Linked DNA regions of Homo sapiens: region 1 is linked to region 2. The links are chromatin loops, found by intact Hi-C in ENCODE. Cell type or tissue: GM12878. All regions are shown on one strand. Links, peaks and the distances in the headings refer to the core of each region. The heading gives the core; the rest is flanking DNA. Region 1 overlaps AHI1-DT (AHI1 divergent transcript). Region 2 overlaps AHI1-DT (AHI1 divergent transcript).

Region 1 (5,387 bases), core at 184-5,183, 64 kb before region 2:
GTACTTAACTATTTCATTTTGGGGATGCACTAATCTGAAAGGATTTTTGTCTTTAATTTCAAATTCCACTTTTTCATTTCTGGCATATGGAAAAGACATTAAATTTTGTACATTAACCTTGTATCCTGCAATCTTGCTATAATCACATATCAGTTCCAGGAATTGTTTTGTTGATTTCTTCAGATTTTTTACCTCGACAATCATATTATCCATGAACAAAGACTGTTTTATTTATTTCTTCTCGATCAATATATCTTTTATTTCCTTTTCATGTCTTATTGTGTTAGCTAGGATTTCCAGTAAAATGTAAGAAGTGGTGAGAAGGAACATCCTTGTCTTGTTCCTGATCTGAGTAGAAAAGCTTTTAGTTTCTTGCCATTAAGTCTTATGTTAGTTGTAGGGGTTTTGTAGATGTTCTTTATCAGGATGAGGGAGTTCCCCTCTAAAATTCTAGCTGAGTTTTTATTACAAATAGGTGTTGTATTTTGACAAATGCTTTTTCTGCATCTCTTGATATAACCATGTCATTTTTCTTCCTTAGTCTGTAGATGTGATGGATTGCAGTAATTGATTTTCAAATTTGAGCCAACCTTGCATACCTGGGATAAATCCCACTTAGTCATGGAATATAATTATTTTTATACATTGCTTGATTCAGTCTGCTAATATTTTGTTGAGGACTTTTGTGTCTATATTCATAAGAAATATTGATCTTTTCTCATAATGTTTTTGTCTGATTTTGACATTATGGTGAAGCTGGCCTCATAGAATGAGTTAGTAAATATTCCATATGCCTCTATATTTTAGAAAAGACTGTAGAGAATTGATATAATTTGTTCCTTAAGTATTTGGTAGAATTTACTAGTGAACTGATCAGGGTCTCATGGTTTCTGTTTTGGAAGGTTATTAATTATTAATTCCATTCCTTTAATAGATCTAGGCCTATCTGGATTGTCTATTTCTTCTTGTGTGAGTTTTATCAGATTTTATTTTTCAAGAAATTCATCTATTTCCCCTAGGTTATCAAATTTGTGGGCACAGAATTATTCATAGTATTCCTTTATTATCCTTCCAATGTCCATGGGCTCTGAAGTGAAATCTCCTCCTTCCAAAAGTAGTAATTTGTGCCCTTCTTTTTCCTAGCCTGGCTAGAAGCTTATCAGTTTTGTTATCTTTTCAAAGACCCAGCTTTTGGTTTCAAAAATTTTCCCTATTGATTTCCTATTTCAATTTCTTTAATTTCTACTCTAATATTTATTGTTTCTTGTGCTTACTTTGGATTAATTTGCCCTTTCTCTAGTTTTCTATGGTAAAAGCTTGCATGATTGATTTTAGATCTTTCTGCTTTCCTAATATATGCATTCAATACTACAGTAGTTTCCCCTTATCCACAGGCGCTATGTTCCAAGACTTCCAGTGGATGCCTGAAACCTTGGATAGTACCCAGCCTAAATGCTGTAAATCAGAATATGTTTCTATTTCTGTCTTCCAGCCACAAAATGTAACGCTTTTTTCATCTTAACTAGGCACTTACAGTGGCCATACTTTTGCAGCATGAGGTGTGACAACAAAACTAGCATGAATTTTTTTATCCTTCTTCACAATATCGTGGATAGAAGATTCATTTTTACCGTAGATGTTAGCAAGTTCAGCATATAATTTTTTTCTTTTCTTATTAAGTCAAGAATGTTCACCTTTTCACTTAAAGGAAGTACTTTATGGCTTCCTTCATATCTGAATTGCCAGCATTTCTACTTTTGTGCTTTGGAGCCATTAAGTAAAATAAGGGTTACTTGAACACAAGCACGGTCATATCACAATAGTCAATCTAATAACCAAGACTGCTCACGCCTGTATTCCCAACACTCCAGGAGGCTGAGGTAGGCAGATCACTTGAGGCCAGAAATTCGAGACCAGCCTGGCTCACATGGTGAAACCCCGCCTCTGCCAAAAAATACGAAAGTTAGCCAGGCATGGTGGCCTGCCTGTAATCCCAGCTACTCAGGGACGGTGGGGGGCTGGGGGGAGGGGGGCAGAGCTGAGGCAGGAGAATTACTTGAACACAGGAGGTAGAGGTTGCAGTAAGCCAAGACAGTGCCACTGCACTCCAGCCTGTGTGACAGAGTGAGACCCTGTCTCAAAAAAAAAAAAGACTGCTACTAAATGACTAATGGCCAGGTAGTGAATGTATATAAGGTGAACAAAGGAGGATTTACATCTCATAGGGGATGAAGTGGGAAGGCAAGAGATTTTATCATGCTACTCAGAACAGTATTCAATTTAAAACTTAAGAATTGTTTATTTTTGGAATTTTTCACTTAATATTTTCAGACTGTAGTTGACCACAGATAACTGAAACCACAAAAAGTAAAACTGCAAATGAGGAAGTACTACTGTGTATATTTCCCTTTACGCATTTTAAAAACTTGTGAGATGTTTGCTGCATCCCACAAGTTTTCATAAGTTGTGTTTTCATTTTCATTTAGTTCAAAGTATTTAAAATTTTATCTTGAGATTTCTTCTTTGACCTATGTGTTACTTAGAAGTATGTTGTTTAATCTCTAAGTATGTGGGGATTTTCCAACTACCTGTTTTTGATTTCTAGTTTAATTTTATTGCAGTCTGAGAGAAGACATTGATTGTATGATTCCTATTCCTTCAAATTTGTTAAGGTATGTGTTTTTTGGCCCAGAATATGTTCTATACTGGTGAATGTTCCATGTAAGCTTGGAAGAATGTGTATTCTGCTGTTGTTAGATGAAGTAGTCAATAGATATCCATTATAACCAGTTGATTGATGGTGTTGTTGAGTTCAACTCTGTTGTTACTGATCTTCTTGCCTACTGGACCTGTCCATTTCTAATAGAGGGGTGTGTTAAAATCTCCAATAATAATACTGGATTTAACTATTTCTCCTTGCACTTGTATCAGTTTTTGCTTACATATTTTGACACTCTGTTTTTATGTGCACGTATTAGACTGCTCTAACACTACTGATAAAGACAGACCTGAGACTGGGCAATTTACAGAAGAAAGAGGTTTAATGGACTTACAGTTCCACACGGCTGAGGAAGCCTCACAATCATGGTAGAAGGCAAGGAGGAGCAAGTCACATCTTACATGGATGGCAGCAGGCAAAAAGAGAAAGCTTGTGCAGGGAAACTCCCCTTATAATATCATCAGATCTTGTGAGACTTATTCACTATCACGAGAACAGCATGGGGAAGACCTGCCCCCATGATTCAATTACCTCCCACTGGGTCCCTCTCACAACATGTGGGAATTCAAGATGAGATTTGGGTGGCGACACAGAGCCAAACCATATCATTCCACCCTTGGCCCCTCCCAAATCTCATGTCCTCACATTTGAAAACCAGTAATGCCTTCCCAACAGTCCCCCAAAGTCTTAACTCACTTCAGTATTAACTCAGAAGTCCACAGTGCAATGTCTCATCTGAGACAAGGCAAGTCCCTTCTGCCTATGAGCCTGTAAAATCAAAAGCATGTTAGTTACTTTTTAGATACAATGGAGGTATAAGCATTGGGTAAATACAGCCATTCCAAATGGGAGAAATGGGCTAAAACAAAGGGGCTACAGGCCCCATGCAGGTCCAAAATCCAGCGGGGTGGTCAAATCTTAGAGCTCCAAAATGATCTCCTTTGACTCCATGGCTCATATCTAGGTCACATTGATGCAAGAGGTGGGTTCCCATGGTCTTGGGCAGCTCTGCCCCTGTGGCTTTGCAGGGTACAGCCTCCCTCCCAGCTGCTTTCATGGTCTGGTGTTGAATGTCTGTGGCTTTTCCAGACACATGGTGCAAGCCGTTGGTGGATCTACCATTCTGGGGTCTGGACGGTGGCCCTCTTCTCACAGCTACACTAGGTGGTGCCCCAGGAGGAACTCTGTGTGGGGGCTTCAACCCCACATTTCCCTTCCTCACTGCCCTAGCATAGATTCTTCATGAGAGCCCCGCTCATGGAGCTACAATTCAAGATAAGATTTGGGTGGGGACACAACCAAATCATATCATGATGTTAAGAGAAACCCCACCACCACCTATAATTCTGTACCTTGTGAAATTATCTTTCAAAAGTGAAGAATTAAAAGAAAAGAAAATGTGAAAGAGAAATCAAGACTTTCTCAGCAAACAAAAATGGAGTGCATTTGTTGCTAGGAGTGCCTTGCAAAAACATTAAGAGAAGTTCTTCAGAGAGAAGAAGATGATATAGTTCAGAAACTCTCATCTATGAAAAGAGAAAAACAGCATCAAGAAGAAATAAGTGGAAGTAAAATGCAAACTTTTATTTTTTCTTATTCTTAATTGATCTAACATAGTAGTTTGCTTAAAAAATCTATATATTTTATTATGTATGCTTATGTGGGTACATATGTATAGATATAGATATATTTAAGCTTATGATACTTATGTATGCTTATGTATAAGTAAAATAAATGACAACAATAATATAAGGTATGGGAGAGAGAAGTTTGGAATATTTTATTACAAAGTACTGGTAATAATATGAAGTGGTAAAGTGTTATTTGAAATTGGACTTGGATTAGTTGTAAATGTATATTACAAACTAAGAGAATCACTTTAAAAAGTACAAAAAGAAGTACAAGTGTTATGCTAAGAAAGGAGAGAAAATGAAATCATATAAAATGCTCACTTAAAACCACAAAAGGCAGAAACAGAAAAGAAGACAAAATAAGAACAAGGTAAATGAATAGAAAACATTAACAAATATGGTAGATATGAGTCCAGATCCATTGACAATCATTTTAAAACTCAATGGTCTAAATACACTGATTAAAATATATATATCAAAGTGGATCAAAAAAGAAGGCCAAACTATTGTTGTCTACAAAAAACTCATCTTAAATATAAAGACACATATAGATTAAAAGAAAACGAGTGAAGATAATTATGCTAACACCAATCAAAAGAAAGCAGGAGTAGCTATGTAATTCCATACAAAGCAAATTTCGGAACAAGGAAAGTTATCAGGGATAAAGAGGGACATAACAAAATGATAAAAGGGTCAATACCCCATAAAGACATGACAATCCTTAATGCACTGATATAGTTTGGCTGTGTCTCAACCCAAATCTCATCTTGAATTCCATATGTTGTGGGAGGGATATGGTGGGAGGTAATTGAATAATGGGGGCAGGTCTTTCCTGTGCTGTTCCCATAATAGTGAATAAGTCTCACAAGATCTGACCATATTATAAGGGGAGTTTCCCTGCACAAGCTCTCTCTTTTGCCTACTGCCATCCATGTAAGAGGTGACTTGCTCCTCCTTGCCTTCCACCATGATTGTGAGGCTTCCCCAGGCACATGGAACTGTAAGTTCATTAAACCTCTTTCTTTTATAAATTGCCC
Region 2 (5,387 bases), core at 244-5,243:
GGAGTATTACTATAAAGATACCTGAAAATGTGGAAGCAACTTTGGAACTGAGTAACAGGCAGAGGTTGGAAGTGTTTGCAGGGCTCAGAAGAAGACAGGTAGATAAGGGAAAGTTTGGAATTTCTGAGAGATTGGTTAAATGGTTGTGACCAAAATGCTTACAGAGATATGGACAGTGAAGGCCAGGCTGTCAAGGTCTCAGATGGAAAAGAGGAACTTAATTGGGAACTGTAGCAAAGCTCATGTATGTTATGCCCTAGCAAAGAGCTTCGCTGCATTCTGTTTATACTCTAGGGATCTGTGGAAGTTTGAACTAAAAAGTGATGGTTTAAGGTATCTGGAAGAGAAAATTTCTAAGCAGCAAAGTGTTCAAGATGTGGCCTGGTGGCTTCTAACAGCCTACACTCTGATGTGGGTGCAAAAAAATGACCTAAAGTTGGAATTTATATTAGGTTGGTGCAAAAGCAATTGCAGTTTTTGCAATTAAAAGTAATTGTTTTTGCAAACTGTGATTGTTTGGCATCAACCTAATATTTAAAAGGAAATCAGAGCATGAAAGTTTGAAAAATTTACAGCCTGGCCATGTGGCAGAGAAAGAAAAAGCTTTTTAGGGAGAATTCAAGCAGGCTATGGAGCAACCACTTGCTGGTTTAATTTGATGCAAAATTAAAAATTTGCATAATTAAAAGGGAGCCAGGTGCTGATAACAAATACAACAAGAAAAAAGCCTCAAAGGCATTTCAGAGACCTTCACAGCAACCCCTCTCATCACAGGCCCAGAGACCTAGAAGGGAAGAACGGTTATGTGGGCCAGGCCCAGGGACTCTGCTCCTTATATCCTGGCTGCTCCAGCTCAGCTCCAGCTGTGGCTCAAAGAGGCCCAGGTATAGCTCCAGCTGCCACTTTGGAGTATATAAGCCTTGGGGTGGCTCCCATGTGGTGTTAAGCCTGTAGATGTACAGAATGTGAGAGTGTGATGAACGCTTGGGGGCCTCTGTCTAGATTTCAGGGGATGCCTGAGAAAGCTTCCAGGCAGAAGCTTGCTCCAGGGGCAAAACACTCAGAGTAAACCTCTACTGGGGCAGTGCCAAAGGGGAAATGTGGGCTGGAGCCTTCAAACAAAGTCCCCACTAGGGCACTGCCTAGTGGATCTGTGAGAAGTAGGCCACCACCCTCCAGACCCAAGAATGGTAGCTCTACTAGCAGCTTGCACCCTCTGTCTAGAAAAGCTGCAAGTATTTAACAACCTGTGAGAACAACCCTGGGAGCTGAAACCTGCAAAGCCACAGGGGTGGAGCGGCCCAAGGCCTTGGGAGCCCTCCACTTGCACCAGTGTGCCCTGGATGTGGAAAATGAAGTCAAAGGAGATTATTTTAGAGCTTTAAGATTTAACAACTGCCCTGCTGGGTTTCAAACTTTCATGGGACCTGTAGCCCCTTTCTTTTGGCCGATTTCTCCCTTTTGGAATGGGAATACTTGCCCAATGCCTATACTCCCATTGTATCTTGGAAGTAACTAACTTTTTTTTTATTTTACAAGCTCATAGGTGGAAGGGATTTGCCTTGTCTCAAGGCAAGACTTTGGACTTTGAGTTAATGTTGGAATGAGTTAAGGACTTGGAATGAGTTAATGTTGGAATGAGTTAAGACTTTAAGGGACTGTTGGGAAGGCATGATTGTATTTTGCAATGTAAGAATCACATGAGATTTGGGAGGTGCAGGGCAGGATATAGTTCAGATATTTGTGCCCAACCAAATCTCATGTTAAATTGTAATCCCCAGTGCTGGAGGTGGGGCGTGGTAGAAGGTGTTTCGATCATGGGGGCAGATCCCTCATGGTTCGGTGCTGTCTTTGTAATAGTGAGTTATCATGGAATCTGGTTATTTTAGAGTGTGTGGCACCTCCCCTGGCCCACTCTCTCTCACTTGCTCCTGCTTTTGCCATGTGATGTGCCTGCTCCCCCTTCACCTTCTGCCATGATTGGAAGCTTCCTGAGGCCTCCCTAGAAGCTGAGCAAATGCCAGCATCATTCTTCCTGCAAAGCCCGCATAACTGGGAGCCAATTAAACCTCTTTTCTTCATAAATTACCCAGTCTCAGGTATTTCTTTATAGCAATGAAAGAACAGGCTAATCAAGCATCAACATCACTTGTGAGTTTGTTATAAACGCAGACTCTCAGGTCCTACCCCAGAAGTCCTAAATCAAAATCTGCATTTTAACAAACTCCCTAGATGATTCACAAGCACACTAAGGTTTGGAAGCCCCATTCCAGGAGATTCTAATGTGCAGCCAGGGTTGAGGGTCATCACAATAAGCAATACATCTTCCCATTCTATAATTTAATAACAGAAATTATTGATTCTATGTAAGTTTGTTTTGCTTTAAAAACAATTTTTTTTTATTTTACTATTATTATACTTTAAGCTTTAGGGTACATGTGCACAATGTGCAGGTTAGTTACATATTAAAAACAAATATTTTGCAGTAAAAGAGAACAAGAAAGATTCACCTTGCTCCTTAAGATAGAATTTTCCATAAAGAGATAAAGGGAGAAAGAAGTAGTTCCATAAAGTGGAATATCTCTCACTAAAATCTTAATTTCTTTCAGAATATTAAAAGATTTTGAGATTGGGAACAACTAATTTACTACATTCATTAGAATATTCCTTCAATTAACCTTATCAGGAGATATTTCTAAATGTTCTTGAATTACTAACAGATTTACAACTTAGATCACTTATCTCTGCTGTTTTAAGGTTTCAATTATCTTTCTCTTTTTCCACCAGTTACAACGAATTAAAGACATACAGTGTATTATATTATCCTTTCTGGCATCAAAAATAACACAAAATATTCTCAGGCTTTAGGAAAAGTACAGCTTAAAAAAATACTTCTAAAAGAAATAAAAGCAGCAGGTACAATTGAAGAATATTTTATATATTGGTTGTTTTCTCCATAAGCTCAAGAGTATTAATGAATGATGGATCGTTAAGCTAATGAGTTCTAATTTTTGTTTGTTTAGTTGGTTGGTTTTTGTTGTTGATCATTGAAGGGCAAAGTAAACTTGCAAGGTTACTTTGCTAAGCACCGGTATTTTAGGGGAGTTTTACCTAGTTCTATATCTGCAAAGATAAGCTGACCTATAACCTTTTGCATGATATGTAATTCTCCAGGACCTGTAAGAAAACCACAGAAACAACCACATTTACGCACATCAGCACCATAGCAAAACCACATGAGCTACAAGGTGGAAATAACAGCTTGGGCCAGTGCCACTGGAATGCACTTGTGATACAAACATCCAGAAGAGTGACCCTCCAATTAAAGCCCCATGAACAGCAAACAGCGTTTAACCTGTGTGTTATGCAGTGTGTTTTCTCAGTAACAAGTGCGAACAAGAAGCTGGTTTCCATGTCATCTCTTTTGTATTCTTTCTCCTCCAGGATTTCAATATAGGATTAACTATCAACTCAGCTGATAATTATCAGAATTAACCTATTAACTATCAAACTGGCCACAGCCGTACTAAGCTTCTCCAGGTCACTCACAGACTAGTCTCCTGTTTACTATGCAAGAAAGTCAATTCTGTTGCTTCTGCCATCTTTATGAGTAGTTAATAAAACCAGTCTTACCAAACAAACCAGTCTTACCATTTGTCTTGTGAGGTTGGTCTTGGAGCCTCACCAACAGAAGGGGGAATGCCAGGATATCTTTTGATTATTTTGTCTAGATAAAGCAATCTGTGATTCGTGCATTCTCTGCCTTGAACAGCCTGGTTCTAGGTTGTTGACTGCAGCTCTGTCAGTTCCCTGTATCTGGGATGCTCTTTCACTGATTTTACAGCAGTGGTCCCTGCTTGCCATTCCAGTCTTCTTGGATTACTCACTCCAAAGGAGCCCCCAAGTCCCTCCCTATCATCAGACTCTGCCTTATTGTCATCAGAGCACTCATCACTATCTAACATATTCCTCTTACATTTTGAATACTGTCTCTCTTTCCTCATGAGAATATTCACTCCACAAGAACAGTGATCTTTTTTGTCTTGTTACCAACTATATTCCCAGAATCAGAATAGAGTTTGGCTCATTTAAGGCTTTCGATAAATATTTACTGAATAAAAGAATGATCCATGATAGCCAAAGGAATCAAATGTTATGAATATCTAATAATCTGATGTGTCAAATATCAATATTAGTGTGCAATGAAAAACATGGGGTCAGGCAGAATAATTTGTTTAAAATTAAAACCAGAACATTTGTAAATTATATCATATTAGCTCTAGATTAGAACAGGTTTATTTATCTTGTGTTGCTCCTTGTCATTTATTCCTCACGGTGAGAAAGAAGTACCTAAGGCCCCACCATTAGAATCTGACTCTATGGTTCTGATGCTTCAGGCCAAGGAGGAAAACACTGTACTTAAAATGCTTGAGGTAATTTTTTTCTTGCAAAATACTTACTGTTCCAAGCAAGTGGGTTTTCAGATAGAATAAGAAAAGCATTCTCGTATTTTTGGTGCTTACCTTATTGCTCTATAACCCTCTACAAGTGTATCTATTTCCAAATTTAAATAATATTTATTTGATTCCAAAACAAATGTATTCACTGCACAACCTTTCAATCAAGGAGGTCTACAAATGTCAACTGTTAAGAATCTCTGTGGTAGTATTTTATGTTGTAGAAGTGTGAAATGTAGCCTCCCCAGAGAAAACGATTTGGAAATAGATACACTTGTAGAGGGTTATAGAGCAATAAGGTAAGCAGCAAAAATAGGAAAATGCTTTTCTTATTTTATTTGAAAACTCACTTGCTTGGAACAGTAAGTATTTTGCAAGAATAGAAATACTGCAAGCGCATTAAATACAGTGTTTTCCTCCTTGGCCTGAAGCATTAGAAACACAGAGTCAGGTTCTAATGGTGGGGCCTTAGGTACTTCTTTCTTCCTGTGAGGAATAAATGACAAAGAGTAACACAAGATAAGAGAGAAACGATGTTGTTAAGACACAATTATAAATCAAGTGCCTATTCTACTTAGTTTAGGGATCAGAATCTCTGGCATAATATTTGATATGGTCCATTTGGTCCAAGTATCCACAAATATCAGTACCTGAAACTACTCTATAGGATAAATTAAGAAAACAGAACCAAAAATTCTGTTGAAGATGCTGAATCCACACTCTTAAAATTTTCTCCACTCAGTCATACTATCTAAACTCTAAGGAATATACAGTGGTGGTTTTTTTGGTGTTTTTTTTTTTTTTTTTTTTGAGACAGTGTCACGCTCTGTCACCCAGGCTGGAGTGCAGTGGTGCAAACTCGGCTCACTGCAACCTCCACCCCCTAGGTTCAAACTATTCTCCTGCCTCAGCCTCCCAAGTAGCTGGGAT

What was found. Peaks named below come from ENCODE experiments on the same cell type or tissue, not always from the same donor. Only the 100,000 strongest peaks of a DNase experiment are listed, where the experiment ranks them.
Region 1: a loop joins it to region 2, with 2.7 times the contacts of the local background. A loop is called at or near these places in 4 of 110 quality-filtered maps.

What each region holds. Positions count from the first base shown.
Region 1 is chr6:135,649,138-135,654,524 of GRCh38, reverse strand. All of the region lies in intron 3 of AHI1-DT (AHI1 divergent transcript), which reads right to left. Among named protein-coding and RNA genes, the nearest start is that of LINC02524, 17 kb to the right of the region's middle. In GM12878, for the core only: no CTCF peak of the experiment used is centred there; a DNase peak (open chromatin) is centred at 2,364; H3K27ac peaks cover 208 bases.
Region 2 is chr6:135,584,883-135,590,269 of GRCh38, reverse strand. All of the region lies in intron 2 of AHI1-DT (AHI1 divergent transcript), which reads right to left. Among named protein-coding and RNA genes, the nearest start is that of LINC02524, 47 kb to the left of the region's middle. In GM12878, for the core only: no CTCF peak of the experiment used is centred there; a DNase peak (open chromatin) is centred at 3,279.